2 separate regions of the Homo sapiens genome follow, and region 2 is linked to region 1. A link is an interaction called in ENCODE POLR2A ChIA-PET data of the cell type or tissue named here. Cell type or tissue: PC-9. All regions are shown on one strand. Links, peaks and the distances in the headings refer to the core of each region. The heading gives the core; the rest is flanking DNA. Region 1 has its middle 25 kb from the start of SFRP5. Region 2 overlaps CRTAC1 (cartilage acidic protein 1).

Region 1 (5,376 bases), core at 215-5,214:
AAGGCTCACCTGATTAGGTCAGGCCTACCCAGGATCATCTCACTTTCTATTAACTTAAAGTCAACTGATTATAACATTCCATATTTGCTGGTCCCACCCAGACTAAGGAAGAAGAGATCATACAGGCCATGCATAGTCAGGGTAGGAATCCTGGAGGCTATTTTAGAATTATCAGTATGACAAAAATTATTTTCACTAATAACCATGTAATAATCAGTAATAATTATTTTTAAACAACTTGTTCTTTCATTTTGAAACAAATAAACACAAAGAAAATGTCAACTTTAAACATACTGTTCAAATTCAGTAAAATGTTTTGTGTATAAACAAATGTTGTATTTACCAGACAAAAGCATTCATACTTAACATCATGGTTATCCATTTTAAACACAAAACAAACCTCCATAGAGTGGTGCCATAGAATGACAGAATTGAAGAAACTCAAATTCTGTTTTTTTTCATACTCAATAGACTATAATTTTTTATTTTGAATAAAATAAAATAAAAATAATAAAAAATGAACTAAATAAATAAAATACCCTTTAAATGCAGGAATGTGTAGTACTGTATGATTTGGGGACACAAACTGCACTTGAAGCCAGCTGGAATGATTCTTTTTTTTTTTTTTGAGATGGAGTCTCCCTCCGTCACCTAGGCTGGAGTGCAGTGGTGCGATCTCCGCTCAATGCAACCTCCGCCTCCCAGGTTCAAGCGATTCTCCTGCCTCACCCTCCCTGAGTAGCTGGGACTACAGGTGTAGTCTGTAGTCTGTAGACCATGCCTGGCTAATTTTTTTGGTATTTTTAGTAGAGATGGGGTTTCACCATGTTGGCCAGGCTGGTCTCGAACTCTTGACTTCAGGTGATCCACTCACCTCAGCCTCCCATAGTGCTCAGATTACAGGCGTGAGCCACCATGCCCGGCCCAGCTTGAATGATTCTCAACTGTTAGGAACTTACCCTACAAATACACAGGTGGGAAACAAGCAAGGTGCCCTTCAATAAGTAAATGGTAAATTGTGGTACATCCATGCAATGGAGTGTTATTCAGTGAGCAAAAGAGATAAGATACACTGTCAAACTATGAAAAGATACTGACGAACCTCAGATGCATGGTACTAAGGGGAAAAGCCCATCTGAAAAGGCCGTATGCTGTGTGGTTCCAACTACAGTGCATGACATTCTGGAAAAGGCAAAGCTATGGAGACAGCAAAAAGATCAGTGGTTGCCAGGAGCTGGGGGAGGGAGGGATGAATAGGTGGATGGCAGACGATTTTTAAGACAGTGAAACTATTCTGTGTGATACTATAATGACGAGTAATATCATTACATGGTCAAAACCCATAGAATGTACAAAGCTTTTGCTGGTCATTAGTGAACTCTAATGTAAACTATGGATTTTCATTAACAACAGTGTATCAGTATTGGTTCACCAATTGTAACAAATGTACCACTGTAGTGTAAGATGTTAATATTAAGGGAAACTACCCGCACTCAATTTTTCTATAAATCTAAAACTGCTCTAAAAATGAAGTTTACTAATTAAAAATATATCACAAGCATAGCTAAGTCAGCGTGTGTCTAAGGCTGCCCGAATAACCGAGAGCTTTCTAAATTAACTGTCATGTAGAATATGATGCTTATGAAAGAATAAATCACGAAAGTGTGCTAATTGGAAGTTAACTTGTATGAAAGCCCAGCAGTATAACCACGTCACTTGTTTAGAACTTAGACCAATGAAGGATTTTTTAGGGAAGGGTATTTTATCACTGATATACCTTAAAGGAATTGCTTGGTGAGAATAGCATGTAGATGGCCCCTTGGTTTGTTTTACTGATGTTTCCAATTGTCTACCAGCACACTCCCATATTGCCTGCACCTGGGAGGGCCCACTCCCAGCGCCCTGCTCTCAGCGCCCCCTGCCAGCAATCCAGGTGTTCTTTCCATACTCAGTGCGTCCCTGGATGCTGCATCCCATCTCACAGGACCTTGTTAATGGGCAGAAGAGAACTGTTTCTTTTCTCATGTCCCTTTTTAACTTTTTATTTTTAATAGGCTTAATTTTTTTAGAGCAGTTTTCGGTTCACAGCAACATTGAGAGGAAGGTAGAGAGATTCCCCATATACCCGCTGCCCTCCCAACATGCACAGCCTCCCCCATTATCCATACCGCTCACCAGAGTGGTACGTGTGTTACAACTGATGAGCTTACATGGGCACACCATCATCTCCCAAAGTCCATGGTTTTCATTACGGTTTGCTCTTGGTGTTGTACATTCTATGGGTTTGGATAAATGTCTAATGACACGCATCCACCATTATAGTATCATACAGAATAGTTTCATTGTCTTAAAAATCCTCTGTGCTCCACCTATTCACCCCTCTCTCTCCACTAACCCCTGACAACACTGATCTTTTTACTGTCTTCACCATTTTTCCTTTTCCAGAATGTCATATAGTACATAGCCTTTTCAGACTGGCTTATTTTACTTAGTAATACACATTTAAGCTTCCTCTATGTCTTTTCATGACTTGGTAGCTCGTTTTTTTTTTCTTGTTGAATAACAAGATTGCATTGATTGGCCACAGTTTACCTATCCTCTGTGTCTTTTTTTAAGAGCAAGAAAGCATTTCCTAGAAGTCTCCCCAGCTGACTTCCTGTCATGTCTCATCGGACAGAATCAAGTCACATGCTCCTTCCTAAGCCAGTTGCTGGCAAGGGGAAAGACGTTACCATGAGTGACCAAGTATCAGTCCTGGGACAAGGAGAGTCCAGCCTTCTCTGAAGTTCTGACAACCTAATACATGAAAAAAATTCTTGCAAGGGCTATTTAGTGAGGATGGAGTCAGGAAATGGCTGTTGGGTGGGTAACCAATAATGTTTGCTTCGGCAACCACATTTTTTTTTTTTTTGAGACAGGATCTTATTCTGTTGCCCAGGCTGGAGTGCAGTGGTGTGATGTAGCTCACTGCAACCTTGAACTCCTGGGCTCAAGTGATCCCCCTACCTCAGCCTCCCAAATAGCTGGGACTACAGGCACACACCATCATGCCCAGATAATTTATTTATTTACTTTTGTGGAGACGGGGGTCTCATTGTGTTGTCCAGGCTGGTCTTAAACTCCTGGCCTCAAGCGATCCTCCTGCCTTGGCATCCCAAAGTGCTATGCTCAGCCTACATCTTTTTTAAAGATAAAATTTAATTTTTCTGCTTATAAAATGCATTTTAGAAAATCTGAAAACTACATAAAGTAAAATAAAACTCACCAATAATCTCAACTTCTGGTGATTATTATTGTTAGCACTGTGCAGTATCCATCTCTTTCTTGATTTTTTTCTCTATTTACTTGCAGTGACACATAGAATGAGATATTAAGTCAGGACTCTTTCTCTTCCAGTATTGACTGAGGCACGAAGACAAAGGTGCCACATGCAGAAGGAGCTGTGGGCAGCACACTGTGGTTGAGAACTGGGGAGATGGCAAAACGGGGTCAGGATCTGGAGATTTGGGAGAAATTTGAGAGAATTTCTTTGTAGAAGGCTATGCTGTGAGTCCCAACCCCTTAGTGCCAACCTGTGAGGGAGGGAGGTTACCCCTCCCCTCAAGCCTGATAAGATGGGCTACAAGGAAACCCCTTGGAGGAGCCTAGGGTGTGTCTCTTGGAGTTTGGGAGGCTCAAGGATCATGACATGAACCCAAGGAGTCTAATGGGAAGGGCTTTGGCTTTCAGCCTGAAAAGGTGTAGCAAAGACAGCAAGTGAAAAAAAACCTGTGTTGGGAGCCAGCTCCTCTTCTATGGATGGTGAAGCAAAGGAGGTGTGCATGTTCTCTGTGGACCAGATGAGGCCATGAGTGAGGGAGATGCAGTCTAGAGCTGCTTTAGTTTCATTCCACTGGAACCACCTGGAAGGGTGGTGGGATTCCAACTGAGGGTCAGGGTGACTGGGCCACAGGAAATCAGACACTCTGGGGAGAAACAGTTAAGTGCACTTGAAACCTTCAGAGGCTCTTAGGATCTCTCTTAGATCTGAATTCTGTTCTCCCAGGCTTCCTCAGACCCCTCCCATAGGTACCTCTTTGCACCTTTCCCATCTGGTTTCCTATCCCGGTCCTTGCATATACTCCTCTCTACTGCCCAAGGTAACAGAGTACCAACCCCCATGCCCCTTCCTGTGTCTTACAAAACTCTGCCATCTCAGGCTTCAGCCAGAGGCTAATGAGGTCTTCCTCTGCCCAGACTTTTGCAGGTTGAAAATTAGGAGAGGGATTTGACAAAGAAGGAAAAGTTTAGGCTTTCTCTACCAGGGCTGTGACCAGTGTTCTACTTACTTAAGGAAAAAAACACCTCACTATCATCAAGGAACCCATAGGATAGAGTAAGGAATGCTCTGCTGCATGTTTTTTCTTCTCTCCTGAGACTTCTCTTAAAAGTGTGCTAAGTCTTCTAACTCTGTCTTCTAGGTCTCTTATAATTGCATCTATATTTTTCATTCTTAATCTCTCTGTGCTGCATTCTAGATAATTTCTTAAGACCTAATTTCTAGTTCACTAATTCTCTTTTCAGCTGTATATAAACTGCTGTTAACCCTATTCTTTGAGATCCTAACTTTTTTTTTTTCAGAGCTAGAATTTCTATTTGGTTCTTTTTCAGACTTGCTATGTCACTTTTTATAGTTACTTATTCCCTGCCAAAATTTTAAAACTTAGACTTAAAAAAAACCCAGACATGTGTGAGAAGACTTTTATTTCTTTAAATACATTAAGCCTAGTTGGTTTTAGTTTCTACCTGATAATACCCATATTTTATGTACTTTGGGACCTATTTCTGTTGTCCATTGTTTCTTTTATTCTTAGAAAAATAACTCTACCTCCAGCTCAGTGCTACCCAGGCTGTGACCAGGCTGTGATCAACTGTAGCTCTGAAAAAAAAATTAGAATCTCAAAGAATGGGGTTAACAGCAGTTTAGATACAGCTGAAAAGAGAATTAGTGAACTAGAAGTTAGGTCTTAAGAAACTATCTGGAATGCAGCACAGAGAGATTAAAGATGAAAAATATAGATGCAAATGTAAGAGACATAGAAGATAGAGTGAGAAGACTTATCATACTTTTAAAAGAAGTCTCAGGAGAGAAGAAAAAGCATGTGGCAGAGCATTCCTTAAGTGACTCATCCTATGGGTTCTTTGATGATAATGAGGTGTTTTTGCCCTTAAGTAAGTAGAACACTGGTCATAGCCCTGGTAGAGAAAGTCCACAAAGCAGCTTTGTAGCTGAGCTTAAGCAGCTTTGTAGCTGGGTTTATCTCTTGGGGTGGAGATAAACTTTGTGCTGACACCAGCCACCTTGCTGCTCCTTCATCCTTAGTGCAGGGCCTTATG
Region 2 (5,376 bases), core at 171-5,170, 93 kb after region 1:
TTTTTCTGCCTAAAGCTTTCCCGAGTAGCTGGGATTACAGGCACCTGCCACCACACCTGGCTAATTTTGTATTTTTAGTAGAAATGGGGTTTCTCCATGTTGGTCAGGCTGGTCTCGAACTCCTGACCTCAGGTGATCCACCCAGCCTCGGCCTCCCAAAGTGCTGGGATTATAGGCGTGAGTCACCACCACCAGCGGGACTTAGTTTTGAGTACTGCTTCCGCAGCTTCCTCCAGACCCAGACGTGGTGCAGGGGGCCTGGGGCTATGAGATAAGCAGGCCTCAGAAAGCACAACCAGCAGGACTCCCTCCTCTGCCACTGTGTTTTGCTAACTTGGGCATCCTCTCTGGGCCTCAGCTACTTCATCTGTAAGATGGGGGTGCTGGCCAACAGCCTTACCACTCCTAGGAAGCACAGCCTTTCTACCCTGGAGCAGGAGTCCTGGCCTGCTGTTAACCATTCACCTCAGCATCCCTGGCACCATCGGCTCTTGGTCATGGGGTCTCCCTACAGTTTCCAAAGGGCTTTCAGGTGTTGGTAACAACAGTGAACACTGACAGCGTGCCCCAAGCTGTACCAAGTGCTTTATGATGCTAACGCATCGAAACTTCACATCTCCACGAGGAAGGTGCCAGTGTTATCATTTCTGCCTTAGAGATGAGAAGGTGGAGCCATGGACAGATGCAGTGAATCGCCCAGTTGCCCAGCAGAGGTCCGAGAGATCCCAGAGCCGGTATCTACTGTGCCCCTGTTACACTGCCCACCCTATCCCACGCCCAGCAGCCACCATATACCAAGCTTTGTGCAGGGATTTGGGATTCAACAGAGAATGAGACAGACCCAGGCCCCATTCTCATGATTCCCATGGGAGCGATGAATACAAGTGATTATATTATAAGCTGGGAAAGTGCCACAACAGCACTGTTACCATGTGGTGAGAGAGATGGGTCATTTCATTTGGGTATTGCAGGAGGAGTAAGAGTTTGTGAGGCGGAGAAGGGAAGGAAGGAGCGTTCCAGGGAGAGGATACAGTGTGGGCCAAGGTACAGCAGCGTGAAAGGGTAAGTTGTAGCTGAAGATCGGGAAGAAGTTCAGAGCGGGAAAGAGTGTCAGAATGTGTATCAGGTGGGAATGTGTATCAGAGGAGACTGGGGAGGGGCTTCAGAGGCTTCACACTTACGAGGTGGGTATTTATCCCCATTCTCCAGATACTGACATTGAGGCTTGACAAGGGGAAGTGACTTGCAGGTGTCTGAGCTAGGACTGGAAACCAGTCTCCTGTCCTTAGGCGCAGCTCATCCCTCTGCCCAGGAAATCTGCGTAACATCTTAAGTCTTTCCGGGGCTGCACGGGCTGAGGGGGACTGGCTCCCAGACACCGCACACCAGCAGCCTCGAAGCCAGCTGGTCCTGCCAGGCCTGTGTATAGGGGAGGGCTGAGCAGAAGAGCGCCCCCCATTAACCAGCAGAGACATGAGGTCAGGAGCAGCAGTGAGTCACCTCTGGCAGCTTTTAAAGGACAGAGGCCAAGGAGGCAGAGAGAATTGCACTTTTCAGAAGAATTACAAACAAAACAGATGGTGGGAATACAGTTGGTAGAATATTTTTGCACTTTAATAAAGCAATTTTTATGTGGGCCACTGAATTTCCCTTCCCTAAATGAGCATCAGCCGGCTCGGAGAGGCAGCTCTGAGTCACCTGCAAGCAATTAGCTGAAAGGCGGTGGCATGTGTGGGTGGGGCTGGGGCACCAGCAATACCAGGGGCAGTGGAGGCGGGAGGGAAGGGGGGGAGGGGGAAGGGGGGAGGGAGAATGGTTGGGGTGGCTGCCTGAGCCAGTGACTCCCAGTGGAGCTGGCGGAGGCAAATAGATGATTGGTGTTGTTTTTATTTTCCGGGTTTGGGAGTGAGCTGCCTCAGCCCGCTGCCAGCTGGGAAGTGGAGGGTGGGCATGTGGGGCTTGGGGGTGGGTTCCGAGCAACCAGGTTGGCGGTGGGGGAGCCCTCGACCAGGGCCATAAGCAGAAATGCTTATTTTCAGCTGGAGGTCCGTCTGCACCGAGGAGCAGCAGGGACAGGCCAGGGTGAAGAGGGGCTGTGGAACTTGGTGGGGGGGGGTCCACTGAGCAAGGCAGGGTCCACTGAGAAGGGACCCCACAGCAAGATGTCGCTATGAGAGCTCTGCACAACACAGTGGGCCCTCTGGGAACCCCGCATGCACTCATTACCCATGGACGGAGGTGGGGAGTACAGGTGAGGGCCTGCGTCCTCTGGGTGTGCTCCCGCGGGAGCAGACACGATGTACATGGGGCAAGGCTGAGGCTGTCTGAGAGATGCACACGTGTACACACTCACATACATGTCCGTGTACTCACACATGCGCACTGCACCTTGCTGCAAAGTCATGGGGAGGCAGCGCGTGACTCATGGAGGCAGGAAGGGGGCAGGGGCCCTGGGGGCAGGCAAGCTGAAGCCTTGTGAGTGCTGGCAGGGGAGCTTCCCGCCGGCCCCTCCCCTCTACTCCTCAGTCATGCGGGACCTCAAGGCAGGCCTTTCTCAGATTCATGTTGTTGACATTCCCGCTTCTCACCCCAACTGCTCAGAATTGGAAACAATCTAACTGTCCTTCCAGAGGGGACTGGGTAAATAGATGATGAGTGTGAGTGCTGTCTCACAGTGAAATACTCCACAGCACTGAAAGGAAACAAGATATATGCACAGACTTGGTATGCTGTCCAGGATGTGTACACACACACACACACACACACACACACTCTCACACGTGTATGTAAGACAGGCTCTCACTCTGTTACCCAAGCTGGAGTACAGTGTTGTGATCATAGCTCACTACAGCCTCAAACTCCTGGCCTTGAGCGATCTTCCTGCCTCATCCTCCTGAGTAACTGGGACTATAGGCTTGCACCACCACACCGGGCTAATTTTTGTAGAAAGGGGGGTCTCGCCATGTTGCCTAGGCTGGTCTTGAACTCCTGGCCTCAAGCAATCCTCCCTCCTTGGCCTCCCAAAGCATTGGGATTACAGGTATGAGCCGCTGTACCCAGCCTTGGACATAGGTTAAGAGGGGGAAAAAAAGCAAGTTACAGAAACAATTGGAAAATATCATTCTTTTGATTTTAAAAATTGCCAAGAAATATGTGTCTGTAAGTGTGTTCCTGTGTATATGACACGTAATAAAGGCATATCACAAGCATGACCTGTCCAACCTGGACCACTGTGTTGGAAAACTGCTCCTTGTTGCCCCTTCCTCTCTGCACTCCCAATCCATTCCTCTGTTCTGCATTTTCTTTTCTCTTTTCTTTTCTTTCTTTTTTTTTTTTTTGAGACGGAGTTTCGCTTTTGTTGCCTAGGCTGGAGTGCAATGGCACAATCTTGCCTCACCGTAACCTCTGCCTCCTGGGTTCAAGTGACTCTCCTGCCTCAGCCTCCCGAGTAGCTGGGATTACAGGCATGCACCACCACGCCCAGCTAATTTTGTATTTTTAGTAGAGACGGGGTTTCTCCATGTTGGTCAGGCTGGTCTCAAACTCCTGACCTCAGGTGATCTGCCCGCCTTGGCCTCCCAAAGCGCTGGGAGGACAGGCGTGAGCCACTGCACCCGGCTGCATTTTCTTTTTTTGTAGCCCATTATATCTTCTAACATTTTATATATTTACCTATTTACTATGTGTATTATGTATATAAGTTCCTTCTACTGGAACGTAGATGGCTTGTGGCAAGGATCTTCAGTTTTATGTTTGGCACACAGTACGTGCTCAGTAAATATGTAGTCACTAAATGAATCAAATGATATTGAGGGAAGGTGAAGGAAGAAACATTTACTTTTTCCTTAATATTCCAAACAGTGGTGAAATGATGAGTAATTTTTCTTCTTTTAAAAATAGTTTTCTTATTTTCCTATAATCAATATACATTGTTTTTACAATCAGAAAAAAAAAATTTCCCAAACATTCCCGTTCTTTGGACTGGACCTTCCCACTTCTGGGCCTTTGGCCAAGCCAGCCCAACTCCTAGAATGGTCTCCTTAGGCCCTCGTCCACCCCTTCTAAGCTCCTACTGTCCTTCTAGACCTAATTCCAGTCCCACTTCCTCTGGGAAGCTGCCCAGAACAAAACTGATTTCTCTCGCCTGAGTCCTCTCATGGCCACGGGGCCAGTATGGCGGTGTGTCCAGATCTGCCTTGCATGAGAGTCCCGTGTCCATCTGCCTTCCTCCGCCCACTGCCAGCCTGGAGGGCAGGGGGCATTTCTTCTCTGCCTCTTTCCCCATGTCTCTGCCTCTCTTGGTCTTCCACAGGTTCACCTCTGTCTTTCTGTCGCCCCCTGTTCTCGCACCCCCATGTCCTTCCCTCCATCTGGCCTTCTCCACTGGCGCCCTCGCTCCTGCTCCATTGCTGGCTCCCCCATCGGTCAGGAAGGGCTGTGCTGAGCTCCACTCATAAAAGATCCAGAGGGGCCTTGGAGCTGCAGGGATGGAACTGCCCCGCCTCTCGCTGTGTCCCTGGCGGCTGGGTTGGCCACCTGCTGAGGCGCCTCGTGACCCAAGGGCCCTGCCCCTAGAGCAGCCTGCCTTCTAGTGCCGCTGGGAATGGACCCTGTCAACAGAGAGAGGAGTCTGCCGGGAGGCCCCTTAGAGCAGTTTGAGCCAGAGTTCAGACCAAGAACAAATCCCAGGGCCTTGCAAAATAGCAAGGACTTGCACCAGGCGGAGCTCCCAATGAAGTGCAGTGTACATAAGCCTGAGTGTGGGGAGTAGGTGCCCAGAAGGGGCTCTTGAGCCTCCTTCTCCCCACCACATGACCTGGCTAAGGCTTTCCAGTTAAAAAAGCAATCTATTCTCCTGGCAGGGCAGATTCTGGCCAGAGAAGGGACCAAGTGAGGCCCCTAATACACCTCTTAAAATAGCAGAGGCTGCCCCTGAGATGTGGGGAAGGAGAATCTCAGCCCCCATTCTGCCCTTGCCATTGATTTGCGAGGTGAGCCTCAATGTCCTTATTGGCACAACGGAGTGGGGGAGTTGATATCCAACCAGAACCCTGGATAAGCAACCACCTACGATACCGTGGTGGTCACCTTGGTGCTTGGCTGGCTGCACAAAGCAGCTACCAGAGGTGTTAAGCCACAGTCAGGAACTCAGACCGTGGCGTCAGGGAGGTGGGATCCAAATCCAGCTCTCCTTACTCTGTAGATGTGTGGTTTGGGGCAAGTTACTTGACCTCAGCCTCAGTTTTCTGACCTGTAAAATGTGGGTTATGTTACCTGATTCTTCAAGTTGTGAAAATCAAATGAAGTGACTTAGGCAAACCACTCAGCCCAGTGCCTGGCACATACTAATTGCTTGATAAGTGTCGGCTACTGCTA

The links. Peaks named below come from ENCODE experiments on the same cell type or tissue, not always from the same donor. Only the 100,000 strongest peaks of a DNase experiment are listed, where the experiment ranks them.
Region 2: POLR2A ChIA-PET joins it to region 1 with 7 read pairs; 3 of 35 experiments call an interaction of 5 or more read pairs at or near these places.

Annotation. Positions count from the first base shown.
Region 1 is chr10:97,794,175-97,799,550 of GRCh38, forward strand. No RefSeq gene overlaps it. Among named protein-coding and RNA genes, the nearest start is that of SFRP5, 25 kb to the left of the region's middle. In PC-9, for the core only: no CTCF peak of the experiment used is centred there; no DNase peak of the experiment used is centred there.
Region 2 is chr10:97,887,347-97,892,722 of GRCh38, forward strand. The region is part of intron 11 of CRTAC1 (cartilage acidic protein 1); the gene reads right to left. Among named protein-coding and RNA genes, the nearest start is that of MIR3085, 14 kb to the left of the region's middle. RefSeq lists enhancers at 854-1,467, 1,468-2,080, 2,081-2,693, 2,306-2,600. In PC-9, for the core only: a CTCF peak has its summit at 1,444; DNase peaks (open chromatin) are centred at 225, 1,685 and 2,515; H3K4me3 peaks cover 472 bases; H3K27ac peaks cover 2,992 bases.